2 separate regions of the Homo sapiens genome follow, and region 1 is linked to region 2. The links are chromatin loops, found by intact Hi-C in ENCODE. Cell type or tissue: heart right ventricle. All regions are shown on one strand. Links, peaks and the distances in the headings refer to the core of each region. The heading gives the core; the rest is flanking DNA. Region 1 overlaps RASGRF2 (Ras protein specific guanine nucleotide releasing factor 2). Region 2 overlaps RASGRF2 (Ras protein specific guanine nucleotide releasing factor 2).

The links. Peaks named below come from ENCODE experiments on the same cell type or tissue, not always from the same donor. Only the 100,000 strongest peaks of a DNase experiment are listed, where the experiment ranks them.
Region 1: it touches region 2 in a loop (2.6-fold over the local background); 2 of 110 quality-filtered maps call a loop at or near these places.

The regions. Positions count from the first base shown.
Region 1 is chr5:81,003,600-81,012,461 of GRCh38, reverse strand. The region is part of intron 1 of RASGRF2 (Ras protein specific guanine nucleotide releasing factor 2); the gene reads right to left. Among named protein-coding and RNA genes, the nearest start is that of RASGRF2-AS1, 47 kb to the right of the region's middle. In heart right ventricle, for the core only: no CTCF peak of the experiment used is centred there; no DNase peak of the experiment used is centred there; H3K27ac peaks cover 2,123 bases.
Region 2 is chr5:81,062,707-81,071,568 of GRCh38, reverse strand. It overlaps RASGRF2 (Ras protein specific guanine nucleotide releasing factor 2), which reads right to left. Exons shown (of 27, transcript NM_006909.3): 3 at 3,390-3,537; 4 at 988-1,077. Among named protein-coding and RNA genes, the nearest start is that of RASGRF2-AS1, 110 kb to the right of the region's middle. In heart right ventricle, for the core only: no CTCF peak of the experiment used is centred there; no DNase peak of the experiment used is centred there; H3K27ac peaks cover 5,000 bases.

The DNA of each region.
Region 1 (8,862 bases), core at 1,997-6,996, 59 kb after region 2:
CTGGATGTAAATGTCTCCGTGTCTAGCAAAATCCCAAGTATCTATCATCAGGTAAATAAATGATATGTGGTATGTTAATGCACTGGAAAACTGTTCAGCAAGAAAAATAACTACTGATACGTACAACAACATGAATGAATCTCCCCATAAATTACTATTAATTCCACAGAAAAAAAAATCACTTTATCATGGAGAGCTCTGGCAGATAGCATCATACCCAAGTAAATAAGGTCAAGAAAAAAATTACAAGTTTATACAGACAGAGAGTATAAAGGCAAATGGGGTAAAATGCTCATAACTAGGAAATCTGGATTAAGGACGTAACAAGTTCTTTGTACTACTCTTGCAGTTTTCCTGATGTTTGAAATAATAACAAAATGTAAAGCTTTTAAAAGCTGGGATGCTCGAAGACAAGTTCACGGTCATAGCTCCAGGCATCATGGATCTGCTATAAAAGTTCAGGCCACCAGCAACGTTGTAGAGCTTCTGCATTTATGTCAATAGGTGACAAAAAGCAAGATTTTGAGCAATTTTGAACTGACCCTTTACTCTAAAAGAAAAAGAAATATATATAATGTCTATGTATATATAATGTGTATGTTTGCAAATGGATAAAGAAAAATACTGAAAGCACATGCTAAATGAGGAAAATGTAAGTTATGTAAATGCCAATTCCAAGTAACTATTTTCTTTTCCTTTTTTTTTTTTTGTTTGTTTGTTGAGATGGAGTTTCGCTCTTGTTGCCCAGGCTGGAGTGCAATGGCTCGATCTCAGCTCATGGCAACCTCCGCCTCCCAGGTTCAAGCAATTCTCCTGCCTCAGTCTCCCGAGTAGCTGGGATTACAGGCATGTGCCACCATGCCAGGCTAATTTTGTATTTTTAGTAGAGACGGGGTTTCTCCATGTTAGTCAGGCTAGTCTCAAACTCCCAACTTCAGGTGATCCACCTGCCTCAGCCTCCCAAAGTGCTGGGATTACAGGCATGAGCCACCGTGCCGGGCCCCAAGTAACTATTTTCTAGTGAAACACTCACTCAGATGCTCAAAGGGCACATACAGGAATATTCACTGTAATGTTGGTTTAATGGTAAAAAAAGAAGCAACAACCTAAATGTGTACCAATAAAGCGATAGCTAAATAAACTATAACACAGTCATATCATGAATAAATAGTTTCAAAGAATGAGTTAGATCTACATGTACCAACATAAATAGGACAGGCAATAAAAAAAAATAGTAAGCTAGAGAAAAAATACAGAATCAGTAACATTTATGAAAAAGTATTCATAAAAGTAACTGGAAGTAAATATACCAAAATGAATTTAGTGGTTACCTCTGAGTAACTTTTATCTTCTTATCCATATATTTTGTGCATTTTTCAAATTAGCCATAATGAGTATACCACATACATCTTAAATATGTCAACAGTCCTATGTGCAGTAAAGATGTGAAAAATATTCAGGGCTTACTGAACATTTTCCTGCTTTAAAACATACAAACGCAATGCTGCAACATAGCAATGTGAAAAAGAGAGCTATTTGGTATGCATTTATTTAGAAGTAGAAAAATATACAATGAGTTACTGGAAACATTTATGTAAATAAAAGAACATGAAGCACATCTGGTGGACATGTCTGGCTATTAAAAACCACAGGCGCAGGATTAGGAAGGGCACTTACCATGTTGCCTGAATGTGACTACTAATGATGGTTTTGCTGGGCCTCTTTCCCTAAGAAGACTTTTAATATTAAAAATACATTTTCACCTCATTTGCTGATAGCTGAAAGCTTACAGCTGTCAGACTTTTAGAAGAAAATGACAGTCTCAAATCACCCAAAATCAGAATGGCTAAGAATACCAAACTTCGGTGCTGGAAAAGAAAATTGGCACTTGCTCATGTGCACTACCTAGAACTTTACATTTTTGCTGCTTCTCCAAAAATCTTCAAAAAGCAAAACTTCTCTCGAACTCTCCAGAGTAATGCGTTTTTCATTGAGCTCACACCACACTCTTCTCATACATAACAAATAATTCAGTTCTGTGCCTTACACATTTGGCCTTTTTTCATTGTAAAAATACAAGCCAAATACCATGGCTTCTGTCCACCATCTATGCACATTATTTCCCTCTTAAGAAAAAGTTTGAGTTTTTCGTCCGTGAAAATAATACACATATATAAATACGGAAAATACAGAGAGGCAAAATTAGAGAGGAAAATTCATTCATAATCCTACCATCATCCAAAGACAACCACTGTTAAATCTTGATGTATAGCTCTCAAATCTATTTTCTTTTTCTTTTTTTTTTTTTGAGATGAAATCTCACTCTGTCACTCAGGCTGGAGTACAGTGGCACGATCTCAGCTCACTGCAACCTACCTCCAGGATTCAAGCAATTCTCCTGCCTCAGCTTCCCGAGTAGCTGGAACTACAGGCACCCAACCCCATGCCCGGCTAATTTTTGCATTTTCATAGAAACGAGGTTTCACCATATTGGCCAGGCTGCTCTCGAACTCCTGACCTTGTGATCCGCCCGCCTCTGCCTCCCAAAGTGCTGGGATTACAGGTGTGAGCCACCGCACCCGGCCTCTCCAATCTATTTTCTAAAACCATTTTAATACAGTCATGCTCATGCTGCATATGCAATGCTATTCCAGCATAGTTTTCAGGTCACATGATAACTTAAGAATTTTTCCATATTACTTAAAACTGTAGTAAACGTTTATAAAGTGTACATAATGTTACACAGAAATGATATACTACTTAAATATTTACTTAAATTACATTTGCCTATTTTAACATTTGGAAGGTTTTTAATTATTCCTTATAAATCTTGGTATATACAATTTTTTATTTGACTTTTGGGTTACTCCATTGGTGGAGATTCTCAAGAACAGATGAAAGACATGAATAACTTGGTTTATGGAAGTTTGTTTTTAGACTTGCTTTAGGGATATTTGCTCCTCATGTTTGCCAAGTCTGATGTGATGCTCCATCTGACAGACATGATAATAAGCTACTGAACAACACTCACATCACAATTTTAGCGACTGAGTGGCCCCATATGTGATGCTATATCTGGACATTCTAGGCAGTTGATGGCTCCTACCCTCTAGAAGCTTACATCTGCTCTCAGGGTATAAGGGAAGTTCACTAACCTGGGCAGTATATGATGATATTCATTAACTGCCTATCTAGGCATGAAAATGGTTACATATCCACTCAGTGCTTAATATATGGCAGGCATTGTTCTGAGATCCATCCTGCATTTTCTCATCGAGTTCTCGTCATGAGCCCATAATTTATTCCCCTTTTACAGATGAGGAAACAGGCTGAAAGAGGCAGGACAATCACCCACAACCCATCAGGGCATGTGCTCTCAGCTGCAGGCCCAGGGGTAGTAGTGGACTCCCACTGGTCTGCCACACTCTGTTGTGAGTCTCTGTTGTGAAAGCTATCTATGTGGCAAAGCCAACCAGATCATGAGTCCAAAACCCAGGACTCTGACTTGAAGTTCTACTTGCTGAGACAATCAACCACAAAAGGATGGATCACACGGAAAGGAAGAAATAGATGGGCTGGAGCCTGTATAGATAAGAAGTATGTCCAGAAAATAAATTTCCAAAAAATCATCAAGTCTACAAAATTCTATTCTGCCCTTGAATTTTATAATGGTTCTAGATGCCACCCTAGCCATTTCTGTTCTCATTTCTAATATTAAATCAGCAGCCTAAGAGACAGGAGGTGCTACAAAAGGGAGAGGAAGGAGGGAGGGAAGAAGAGAAGGAAGAGGGGAGGAATCCATTTTATCCATTATTTTATCAACCATCTTATTTTTGAAAGTGTCATGCTGGTATGTATTTTATAGACACACATATACTGATCTTAAGAAGATTACAGTTTAGCTGAAAAGCTAAATTAGGCACTCATAAAGCAATTAAATAACATTATAAGATTAAGTAACAGTGCAAGATGTGTCAAAGTGCTAAAATAAGCTGTATGAAAACTGAAACCAGCCAGGCACGGTGGCTCATGCCTGTAATCCCAGCACTTTGGGAGGCTGAAGCAGGTGGATCACTGGAGGTCACGAGTTTGAGACCAGCCTGACCAACAGGGTGAAACCTCGTCTCTATTAAAAATACAAAAATTAGCCGGGCGTGGTGACACATGCCTGTAATCCCAGCTACTGGGGAGGCTGAGGCAGGAGAATTGCTTGAACCCGGGAGGAGGAGGTTGCAGTGAGCCGAGATTGTGCCACTGCACTCCAGCCTGGGCGAAGAAGCGAGACTCTGTCTCAAAAAAAAAAAAAAAAAAAAAAAAAAAAAGGAAAGAAAGAAAGAAAAAGAAAACTGAAACCATCATCATCCACTTTTTCCAATTACTACACATTTGAGATAGCTGGTTCTGTAAATCAGACGAGACAGTGCAATTTTGGCCTATCAGAAAGTGTTTACCATAGATGAAGACAATAAATACTATTGCTGGATGGTCCTGGGAAGCTGAGGGTATTGGAACCCTTCCATAACTGCCATGGCCAAGGGATGAGGATGCTTCCATTGCTTTTCCTGTTCACGTCTCTCTCTTCAGTTCACCCCCTCCCAAATGAGAAGCTGCATCGGATCTGCTTGCTCAGCATTTTGCATTTACTAGGTGACTCCTCCATGGATGAGGTCACTCCTTTGAAGAACAATACATGGTTATCCTTCTGTCTCAGTTGCACCTGCGATTAGGTGAGCAAGTCAAGCAGTTATCGTGGAGGGGCAGCTGATCTGAATAGTTCACTTTCCTCGTCCTAAATCAGCCTTCAATATTTACCATAAATGCAAGGACCACCCTGAGAAAGTTGAGTTTGTTGGCGTGAATTTTTCTTAATGGAAAAAAGAAAGCGAGGGAGTATATGGCCAACTAACCCTCACCATGAAGGAAAAAATGACATCCCGGGGCAGCTGACAATAGGGCTCTCTAAACACTTGGTGCCAGTGTGGAGGTGTTCTGGCCTCAAGGCAGCTCCAGGGAGAGGGTCCCTGGGAAAGAATGAACCCCTTCCTCAGGGCAGAAGAGCCTGCTTCACTGCACAGAGTGGTCTCTCAGGAGCTAGAAAAGTTAATGAAGTTGCTGAGCTTGAAAACCAGAAAGTAGGCAAAAAGAAAAACAAGTTCAACCTTCCTCCAACACAGGAAATAATTTGAAACCACAATCAGAAACTTTTTGAGCATTATGAAAGTGTAGAGGCCAAGGGAAAACTCCTCCCCTTCACCTTCTGCAGGTTTCCTGAAAGCTACACCCCCTCCCGAATGAGAAGCCACATCTAACAAAAGGAAGGTTAACAGGAGAAGAGGCATATACACATTTATAAATGTGTACGGAGGCAGGCGGATCACACAGTGATTACTCCACCACGCAATGAGGTACAGATGGTTAATGGTTATATACCCTTCTGAGGAGAAAGGGAGATGGGGAAGTGAGGCTTATTTTAGGGGGTTAGTAAACCATTTTTAGGAGAATGCCATGGACTCGAGGAACATACAATGGCCTGGGACAATGTCTCGTGGGCCCGCAGAACAGACAATGGTTTGTGACAAGTCTATAAAAGTGTGTTGATGGACTTGGAATCTTTCTTTCTGAGACATGTGTTCAGTTAATGAAAACTCAGGAAAGTGACCAGAAGTAATTGTTTTCTTCTTCAGCAGGTCTGGACTTTAGGCAGATAAGGGAACTTCAGAGAACAATTTTATCCTGTGCTTTGGGGCAGACGGAGAAGTGGGGAAAGGGGGATCCGAGAGGTCTCAAGGCTCCTTCCTCGGTTCAGCATGTCAAAGCACCATAGTTCGGGGCATCAGCTTCTGAACCCCAGCAAAGGGAATAAGCATTTTGATGGCTTCTAAATCACCAAAACACAGGAGGAAGAAGTGGGTTAGCTGCTCTGGGGTATGGAACTATTAGATTCTGACACACTTACAGCCTTATCTCTGCCTACTACATATGAAGCTTTCTACTGACTATTCTAGAAGGTAACATACTTTCAGAAACACCTTTGCACTTTCAAAACTATCATGGCTTTACCAAAACCACTTAACTCAAAAGACTTTTCACTTTCAAAGGTCCTTCAACCAAAGTTAGAAGCATATTAAGTGAAATCAAGACCAGTCTGAAGGGCAATCAAAACAGGATCCCCATAGAAAACTGTGCATTGAGCATGACTACAGCCCAATAAACAACTAAACAACCTAAAGGGGCAAATTCGACAGGAAATACACCGAAATATTAAAGTAGATGTCCTTGGGTAATACAAATTTGAGTAAGGTTGGTTCTATAGCCATACAATTTTTAAAGATTTATTTTTATTAAAAACACAAAACTTAATTAAATAAATAAATATTAAAGTCCAAGTTGTTTGAAATATTTCCCTTCATATCTTGAAAGCCTTTCAATCTCACTCAGGAAAACGTTTGAACTTGGAACATTTGAACTTGGAAGCGACCTTAAAGATTGTCCGATAAAACTACTTCATTCTACAGCTGAGGAAACAGAGTGAACTTCCAAACACATGGCCAGTCAGGCGCTGACCTGGAACTCTAATCAGCAATTCCTACCTCTGACTTAATGCCCTCTCTATCACAGACAGAGCCCACCTCACCAAGGAATACTCCCCTTCAATCTTCCAGATAGAAAGGAAAAAAAGTACTGCAAAATATGTCTCTCCACTCTTCAGTATGTACCCAAAAGAAATAAAATATATGTCTACTCAAAAATGTCTACACGAATGTTCACAGCAGCACTATTCATAGAAGTCAAATAGCAGAAACTACCCAAAAGTCCATCAGCTGAGGAATGGATAAACAAAATGTGGTATATCCATACAATGGGATTTTTTTTCTCCATGAAAAGGAGTGAAATACAAATATGCTACAATATGAATAAATCTTAAAAACACTGACTGATATGGTTTGGCTGTGCCCCCCACCCAAATCGTATCTTGAATTGCAGTTCCCATAATCCCCATGTGTTGTGGGTAGAACCTGGTGGGAGGTAATGGAATCATGGGAGCCATTACCCTCAAGCTGTCCTCGTGATAGTGAGTGCGTTCTCACGAGATCCGACGGTTTTATAAGGGGCTTTTCCCCACCTTCGCTCGCATTTCTTCTTCCTGCCAGCATGAAGAAGGACATGTTTGCTTCCCCTTCCGCCATGATTGTCGGTTTCCTGAGGCCTCCCCAGCCATGGTGAACTGTGAGTCAACTAAACCTCTTTCCCTTCTAAATTGCCCAGTCTCAGGTATGTCTTTATTAGCAGCGTGGGAATAGAATAATACACTAATGTTAAATGAAACCAGACACAAAGGACGGTATAATGTATGATTCCACTTACATGAAATGTCCAGAATAGGCAAATCTATACAGAACAAGTACGTTAGGGGTTGCCTAGGACTGGGGGTAGGTTTGGAAAATTAGGAGATGATGGCTAAGGGCTGAGGGGTTTCTTTTTTGAGGTAATGAAAATGTTTGGAAATTCAGTATGGTGACAGGTGCAGCTGAAAACAAATGCTAATATCAACGTGTACTGCACTCTGTTCCAAGCAAAGAACAATACTGATAACGTCACATTGAGGAAAGAACAATCAGCTACATAGATTATCATTTCAATCAGGGCATCTGTACCTTTTCCATATTTGCTGCACTGCATTTGGTTGTGTTACCTAAGTTTGGATTCTTGCCTCTATCTGCCAAAATGATAAATTCTCCAGAGCCATTTCAACTGATGGAATGACCACCTTAAATTGCTGTGTATACCACCTCAAGGAACAAGCCAGGCTTGGCCAAGACAGCCACGTGCTTTAAGGAAAAGTACATTATTAAGATGCAAGAAATGAATCTGCTTCAAATGGTTTGACCAAGTAATTATGTGTCTGGTGATTCTCTCACAAGCCAAATTGGTGGAATGTTGGAATGCTGCTATTGGACATGCAGCCTCATGGCCTGCCACACCCAACACAGCCTCTTTGCAAGCCCACTTCTCTCCCACGAAGTCCGTGAACTCATTGATAAGTAAATACCACTCTGTGATCAGTAGGTCAGCCACTGCCCAGATACAAAAAGGGCTGCAACAAATAACGTGCCACATCCTATTACATTTCAGATAAAGGAGGAGACCTATAATCCAAATACATCAAAAACAGTAGCTGAGCATAATTGTCTCCCCTGTTAAATGACAGGAAACTGCTCATTGTGCTTACCGTTTAGCAGCAAGTGGGAACTTTATTCTGACTACAGGCCTCAAATCCTTCCAGAGAACCTTACATGCTCTTAGGCTGTGATCAGAGGTGCCTGCCAACATTAACACAAACACAAGGCACAGAAGTCAACTCCCAGTTCACGTATCAACAACAGCTCTGGGGCAGGGACCCTGCTTTCAAGAGGAAATTTTTAAACTGGAGGGTGGGACCATGTGCAACTGACTAGCACCCTTGTTAGCACCACTGATGTAAAGTTAAATGATCCCCTCTCTAGTTAAAGTCTCCTAATTGTGATCTCCAGGACTCTCGCCAAAGATCTAACACAACTGTAAACATTTCAGAAGGCTCAGCTCACCATGGTTTGGGGCAAAACATACAGGCTTCTATTTCCTAAAATGCAGAAAAAGCAGACATTCTATTTCTTTAGGTCTGTAGTTCAGCCTCAGCACTGGCCCTGTGTTACACAGATTTCTATTTTGATACCTGCAAGTAAACATTTTATTAATATTTTTATGAATAAACCTTAAAATCCAAGCCAACTTATTTTTCCATTATTTAAAAAATTGTCTCGGCCAGGCATCATGGCTCATGCCTGTAATCTCAGCATTTTAGGAGGCCAAGGCAGGAGGATC
Region 2 (8,862 bases), core at 1,654-6,653:
CTATTTCAAATTCTGAGCAATATTTAAAGTTGTAAAAAAGAATATAAAATATAATTTAAAATCAATTTTGTAGAAAACATGATAGTCTCTAAAATTGATCTGAATTCCATAGGGATGATGTGAAAAATAATAGGCAAGCCTGAGAAAGTGCACTGGCCTGTGTGTTTTAGCCAATCAACAAACATTTGCTGATCATCTTTAAAGTGTCCAGGTAAATGCTGAGCACATTAAAGTTTTGTTACAGTGAAAGGGGAAAGATTATTAGCATAAAATAAGAGGAATAATAACAAATTAAAAAGAAATAAGATTTGAAGATGTATATCCAGGGAAATTTCCTCAAATATGATGCTTTCCACTTATTATTAACAAAGCTGAGTAGTGCTTTATATAAGACAATCAAGATCATAGGATCAAAACCTAAATGACAAATCAAAACACAGTGGACTAGAGTGAGAGCGAGAGCCAGCATTTGGTTCATTGCAAAAGTTGTGCAATTATAAATGGCAGTAAGAGGGAAAAATCTGCTGATTGTGTGGATGTTAAACAAGAAGCAATAATAAAACAGAAATATAAGCGGATGTGCTGATTTACTCAATCTTCACACATGCCCCCCAAAAAATCTTTCTTAAATAACACTAAAGATTAAAGCTAAAAGAAATATTTTTGAAATGTAATTTAAAAAATATTCCCCCAAAATATGAAAGCCGCACAAAATCAAGAGGTTGAACAGCACTTAATTAACCCCACTGGAGAACACTATTGTCTTAATGCCTGGTTTTGGCATCCTTCCTAGACAGTGTAAAGAAATCTCAAGCAGAAATTCTCTAGAGTAGCCATGTCTGGATCACTCTGCAGGGCAAGTCTGGGAGCCATAGCCCAGAAACACCAAGGCTGCTCCCGGCTCACGCACAGGGTGGCAAAGACACCACCATAGAACAGACGACTGGTCACCATGCTCCTACAAAGCTGGAAACCTCCAGGCCCTACCTTTTTAATCTTCTTGATGTCTGGATCTTCGTCTTCTTGGTTGCTTTGGTAAGGTCGCATTCGTTCTTTGGTTTTATTAAGAGCAATAATCTGGAACACAAAGTTGGTCCATTTCATGATTTGGGAAATGCTGGATTATAGCCATACACACAGGAAGCTCTGCCTACAAAGGTGGTCCAATGAGATCCTCAGGAAACACCCACTTTTTATGCACACTCTCTTCCTTTGGTGCTGAGATGGGGGAAACATGAACTTTACCCCAAGCATGGTATCACCAATGAAAGTGTTTATAAGAAGTGACTGTGTAAAGTGTGACCGGGGATCTGGGCTAGCAGAAATGTTGGCCCAAAACTCAGCCCCAGCTGCCAGTGGTGAGCCCGCCAAGACCTTGTCAGGAGTCCAGTGATATGTCCATCCCCTCGCCTGAAGGTGGCTGCCTGCAATGTCCTGTGGTCCCCACATGCAGTGACACTCAGCTCAGAGCCCCTGGTTCTGGCCATTGGCCTGTAGTCTTCCAAACCACATGGCACCCCAGACTCACAGACATCCTTAGGAAAATGGCAACTGTAACGGGAACTTCAGAGCCTTGGGGCTGGTCCAAGCCAACCAAGAGAATTCCTCAGAAAAGGTAAAAAGGATCAAACTAACCTGGGATCTCTTTATATCTCCAGCTCAGTTCTGTGACCTGTGAGGGGCATTTCAAGACTGGGTGGCCTCTCAACTACACATAGCAGTAAAATTCTCTAGACCGGCACTCAACAGCAGGCTCTTACAAGCTTAAGAACCTATACAGACCTACTAGCCAGCAATACCTTAAAAGTTAAGGGATCATAATTGCCCCTCTCTAGCCTGTCTTTCTATTTTGTCCCCAGTACCAAATACACCCCTCTGCCATTTTCTGGCAAGGAGGTGGGAAAAGAAAGGGAGTAGGAAATAAATTATGGCTCCTGTCAAGAGACCAGAGAAGACATACCTGCAACTGACAGTTTTTTGCTGCAATCTACATTCAGACTAAAATAGAACATAGTGAAGGCAGATAAACACACACAAATATTGAGGAACATCGCCTGGTGTTGAGCTTCTCTCGTGGAGTAAATACCAACCTCTTTCACTGAGCAGACAAGCATCTGCTCCAGCTTACAGTGGCTAAGAAAGAACACAATAATTTTGTTTTAAATAACAGTGCCTGATATAGTCTTTTAAAATGCAGGTTTGTTAAGTTTTCTGTTGCTGTTTTCACTATATCACATATCAGGGTCGAATTGGGAAGTTAACAACTGTAATAATATGGTGAACACCATCTGCAAGTTGTCATCATCAGAGAAGCTGCCACATCTCTGTTGGAGGACGCTTGTACCCATACTCTCAACACCGGAGGTGATGTGTGTAGGGAGCAGAAGGCGAAAACCCCACCTAGGATTCACAGGGTATGTCTCAGAGGAAGGTGCAAGACACAAAAAGGAAAATGTTGTCTGATGACAATAAAAATGACAAGAACATTGCCAAAACTGACAAGCCTAAACTGTTTCTGTCAATGAGGATACAATTACTAGTAGGTTTCATTGTGTCCTATTCCCTTCTTTGAATCTCAGAAGATACTAATGCATCCCTGGGCAGAAAGAGGGAGGAAATTTCATTCTCTGCATTCCTCTCCCATTCTTCAGTGATTGCTTACTGCCCATGAGGAAGGATAGGACAGCGGGAAAGGTACATTCAGGATTCTCTATCTAGACTGAGGCCTGGGAGGGAGGGAGGACTCAGGCACACACCATGGCTGTGGACTCTAAAACCGCCTTCTGCTCACACTGGGCATCAGCCTCACTATCTGGGGATGCAAGGCCTGAGAAGTTCACACTCTGAGGGAGGGAGGGGGAGGCAGGAATTCCAACTCCAGGGAAAAATGCACCCTAGCAAATGTCTTATAGTTTAATCCAAATGTTCTTTTCAAAACTGTGGAGGGGAGAAGGTTGGACTCCTTCAAATCTAAAAGAGTAAAGTATTTCTGAATTCATTGCTGGTTCTCCCTTAGTTGTCATTTTAGACTTTAATTGAATCTATGGCAGACTCATAATTATCATTACTGTAGGGTATCTGAAAACAGTTAAATGCTATAATCAATTCTTGAATTTCTGAGCTAATGAAGGGTATCAGGAGAACAAATAACCACCCCCCACCAAAAAAAAAAAAAAAAGCACATTATCCTGATATGTTCCTGTAGCACATTTACTTAATCCTAATATAGACATTAGATTCATGTCTAGGTCAGGCCCAGCCACGTATGTGTTGATGTCAGAGGAAGTCAGCCTGGGATTAAAATGTTGCCCTGAATAGGCCTTAAGTAATCATGAGGAAATGACGGTAAACGTGAAACAATGAGAAGGAATCTATTGACTGGGAAATACCTCTGATTTAAGCCTTTCGATTTCTGTGTCTTGATCTTCAAGTTGATGTCGGAGTTGGTTAGCTGCAATTTTTTCTGTCTCTACGATCTGAACTAGATGAATGTACTTCTGCATTAATACTTCCCTCTCAATCAAAATGTCTGCATAACTTGAGAGAAAATTACACAGTTAGTCATTGAGATATTGTTCTACTATATAGAGTTCCATATAGAATATAATATGCTACATTTGAAAAAGAAGTTATGAGCATTGTTTGTTCAGCTATCTCTACTTGACATAAATGTTAACTTTCAGCTTACATTTGGTATCCTTCGACGATGAAGAATTTAAATAATCATTTTACATATCCTTTACTAAGAATTCACTTAATGATACTTGCTACCCAAAAAATCTTACCATAGAAGTGGGAAAAGTACAAAAGAAATTGTAATAGTTTTAAAAAGAAAGTAGTGTGTCTTCTTTAACAAAAAAACTGAGGTCTTTTGAATTCTGGCACATGGTTTCCAGGGATGCTATTCAAAATATTTCACCGAGTAAGATATTAGCCAATCAAAATAAACCTGCTCCCAAACAGAATGAATGCAGAGACCATTACAACAGGCACTAACTGGAAAAAATCTATTATGTCTGTATTAGTGACTACCAACTCTGTTGGGCTCTCTTTAAGACTGCAAAATCATTGACTACTCTATTTCTAAAGCCAACAGAAATAGAAATTATATTCTAGAATTAAGTTTAGATTATTTGGGCTCTAACTCCTGCAGCCTAGCCTGTATCTATGTCTTTGGTCAAGTATGGTAAAACAAAACTTACTCTCAGATTTTTACTGATGATATAATTCTGTGGTATCTAAAATTTTGCCTCCAGATCTTCTTGCATCATTCAGGATGATGAAATGGATATTCTTCCATGCATATCATCTTTCCCCAATGGTATGACAGTAATAATTCATGATAGTTACTATTTATTGAGTGCATAGGATATAGTATACATTATTTCATCTCATAATCCCAGCAACCCCAGGAGATATGTGATCCCAATTGCCCAGAGAAGGAATTTGATCTTCACAGAGGCGAAGTACTGACCTCAGATCGCACAGCTAGTAGGTAGCAGGGCTGGGATTCAAATTAAGGTATGTCTGACCCGAAGTCCATGTTCTTAAACACCAGCTAAACTGCCTCTCTCATGAGAAAGTGCACGCTGGACATAAACAAGAATGTTGCAGCGGAAGTGTTTTGAGATACCTGCCCAATCTTCCACACACTTACCTCCTCTTTGGGAACTTGGGCCATGGCAAGCCATGTTTATACCACAAAAGCTGCCCTCATGACCACATTAAACCAGCCTAAAAAGAGATAACTGGTGCAAGCTAAACCAAATGGATTCTTTCCCCTTGGAATCTGGGATTCTACCTCGCTTTATTTGCTTGAACTGCAATAATATTAACTTGGAAATTCTAGTTGCCATTTTTGGGCAGCCATATTTGGCCACATCCGAGCCAAAACAGTCAAAGTGAGTCCGACGGGAGAGAAAAGAATAAGCGGATGTTCAGAAAAGCAAAGACAGGAGAGACAGAAAGTCTGAGACAGAAAGTTAATGGCTACCTGGGCTCCTGTAGCTTTCTAGTTCCTGGTGCCAGGCCCTCATGACGCTGGAACACAATTTTAGGCTGGGGTTCAGGGAGATACTGCAGTGTCCTGCTAATAAATTCTTTCTTTTAACCTAAACTGGTTTGAGGTTTAGCTTACTTGGTTTGTGTTGCTTGGAACTAAAAGTCTTAAGACACTTCTAAAATCACAATTTTAGATCAATTATCTCAACATCCTCAGCACCTGTATCGTGCGTGTTGTTAGGGTTAGAAAAGAACCGTGTCAGCAACATTTTTAAGTCACTCGTTCTGAGAAATTACCCAAAGAGAATAGAAAGGGAGGCTATGAAATTACAAGTGACAGGAAGGGAAAAGAAGAAGAAAAGATAGAAGAGTCTTGATAGGAATATGCTGTGGGAGAACTTAAGGGAGAAAAATAATAATAGAGCATAAAAAAAGCAATTGTTATAAAAATTCTGCCTTTCTCATCAGTTTTATTAGAAATATGCCAAATTGGTTACAAATATATTACATCAGTGTTAGGTAGCAAAGCAGTATTTTCTTTTCTCTTAAAAAAGAAAAAGAAAAAGAGAAAGGCAGGTCCAGTTTGGAATGCAAGGCTGACTTCACACAGACTCATCACCAACGTCCCCCTCCCTGCGCTTCCAAGGTCTTTGCTAGGAAAATTGTTTTCTGTTTAAAGAATGAAACCATAAGAGCATGATAAAAACAGGAAAATATGCCATCAATAGACCAGACATCCTCAGCACCTATATAATGGAATTTGTAAAATTCCATGAAGAGAAAAACTAAGCAAGCAGAATTAGCTTGGTGGGGAAATGAGAGTAGAGGAAACCACAGATACAGATACCTTGCATAAGCACACTTCTCACCAAGAGTGGCCCGGAGAGTCTCCAAGCTCGGAAGCAGCAAATGTAAACAACAGAGCGTAGGCAAGGGCAATTGTTATGATCTTCCATTAAACAAGTACCTTTAGAATATGTGAAGTTAGGCTCCTCCTCTTCACACCCCTCAAAAATAAGAAATAAAAGGCACAGCTGGCAGCAATGACATGTCCCCAGCTGACAGTGCAAGGTCTGCTTTCTCTAGAAAAGGGTGGCACCTTCCTAAAGAAGAACTCTAATGAAGGAGCTGGACTCTGAGAACAGAGCTTGGGTTTACTCCAGACATTCACCGTGGACACAAGGGAGAACCAAGAAGGGAAAGGCTTTAAGAGAGCCTGGAAATAAAATACACTGTATTCATTTTCTATTCTGTAAAAACAGAACTTAAGCCACTAAATTTGGTGATAATTTGTTACAGAATAGAAAATGAATACAGTGTATTTTACTTCCAGGCTCTTAAATCAACATATATTTATTATCTCATAGTTTCTGTGGATTAGGAGTCTAGGCTCAGTTTAGCTAGACCTTTAGGTCAGGATGTCACGAGGCTACGATCACGGTGTCAATCAAGATGCATTATCATCTTGAGGCTTGACTGGGCAAGAATCCTATTCCAAGTTCATTCAGGCTGTTAGAAAAGTTCATTTCCTTGCTGCTGTAGAACTCGTAGCAGCTTCCTTCTTCAAAGCCAGTGGGAGAACATTTCTCACCTGCTCTGTAAGGTCTTTCATCTGATTAAATCAGGTCCACTAACGACCCTTTTTATTAACTCAATATTAACTGATTTAAGACTGTAATGATATCTTCAGTAACTCTTTTCCTTTGCCATATAACATAACCTAATCAAGGACGTCACTATCCCATCATGTTTCCATATTTTAGTGGGTAGTAGCCAGTAACAGTTTCCAGCTGTGTGGGCTAAAGGGTATAGAATTATACAAGGAAGAATTTCCAAATCACCTTCCTACTGTCTGCCCACATATCTGAAAAGGAAGCTGACACATGTTACACGATGCAGCATTCACAGTCACAGAGTAAGCCCAGACCAACTACCCATAATGTCCCACAAGATCCTTCATTTAGAAACAAGGAATAGCAGACACTCATGAAAACCAGACTCCCCTCTCACCACAAAAGGCCCCTATAGTAGGCAGCATCTAAGATGGCCCCCTAATGATCCCCGGCTTCTAGTACTCAACCCCTTAGGTAAAAGGGCCTTCCTTTTGAGTGTGAGCTGGACTTAAGTGACTCACTTATAAAGAATACAACATGGCAGGAGTGATGGGATGGCAATTCCATGATCGGTTTATAAGACTCTGGCTTCCATCTCACTTGCCTTCTCTTGCTGTCTTGCTGGTTTGCTTTGAGGGAAGTCAGCTGCCAGGTTCTGAGCTACTCTACAGAGAGGCCCATGAATAAAGTAGACACTGTAGGAGGCCTCTGGCCAAGAGTCATTTAGGAACTGAGCTCAAGCCAACAACTGGTAAGGAAGCGAACCTAGCCAACAGCAGAGTGAGTGAACTTGGAAGTGGATCCTTCCCCAGTTGTGCATTCAGATGAGAATACAGACCTGGCCAACACCTTGATTGTAGCCTTGTGAGATACCTTTGGGCAGAGGCACCCAGCTAAGCTATGCCTGGGTTCCTGACCCACAGAAACTGTGTATAACAATAAATTGTTTATTGTTTTAAAAATTGTTAAGCAGCAAGAGATAACAAACACAGCCCCAAATGAACAAACAGAAAAGACATTAAAAGAAACAAAGCTAATTCAGGAAAAAAGGTACTTACTACCTACAGAAAGACATGGAAGGATATTAGACATAAGGCAAAAAGAGGCTGCCATGGAAAAGGAGTAATCAGATTTTTTTAAAAAAGCGTTCTTGGAAAAAAAAGATAATTACTAAAATTTTATAGCTCAATGGAATTACTAACCAATAACCCAGACATGGCTAAAAACTAAGCTGGGTGGTCAGAGAGGTCAAATAAAGAACACTAAACAAAAATATAAAGAGATTGGAAATATAAAAGGAAAACTGAGTAACCTAGAGTATAGATCCAAGAAGTCTAATATCTGTCTTGTGGGAGTTCCAGAAAGGAAAAAAGTTACACTGCAATAGGGAAAAAATATTAATAATAAAGAAATGAGAGCTGGGCACTGTGGCTCACACCTGTAATCCTAGCACTTTGGGATACTGAGGCAGGCAGATCACCTGAGTTTGAAACTAGCCTGGCCAACATGGTGAAACTCTGTCTTTACTAAAATACAAAAAATTAGCCAGGTGTGGTGGCGGGCATCTATAGTCACAGCTACTTGGGAGGCTGAGGCAGGAGAATCATTTGAACCCGGGAGGCAGAGGTTGCAGTGAGCCGAGATCACGCCACTGCACTCCAGCCTGGGCAACAGAGAGAGACTCCATCTAAAAAAGAAAAAACAGAAATGGAAGAAACTTTCCCTGAACTGAGCATAGCACAGTTCAAATAGAATAATCCAAATACCAGACAAGATAAATGAAAACATTTCATACTCTGATACATCTTGGTAAAATATCAGAATTCTAAGGATAGAGAAAAATTATAGAAGCTTCCAAAGAGAAACAATAGGTAGCAAAAGGAAGTGAGAATCATGCTGTCATAGTTTTTTTTTTTCTGTCATACTTTTCATCATTAACTTGGAATTCTAGGTGGCAACAAAGAATTGTGGAGAAAATATTTTGAGCCTGCATAACAATTTCTAAAACAATAAACAATACACAGACAACCAATCACTGACCAAGTACCAGGACAAGACAGGAAAAACTTACTATCCCCACACACTTACTGCAGGAAAACATTATGAGGAGGTTTTCCAACCAAACAAAACAGAAATCAAAGACAATAAAATGACATTGAATGCAAGAAAACAAGCCAGATGAAGTAAAGGAAGGTAGAAAGAAACTAGAAGTTGACACACACAAGGTTCTTCTTCAAGGAGCAAATAT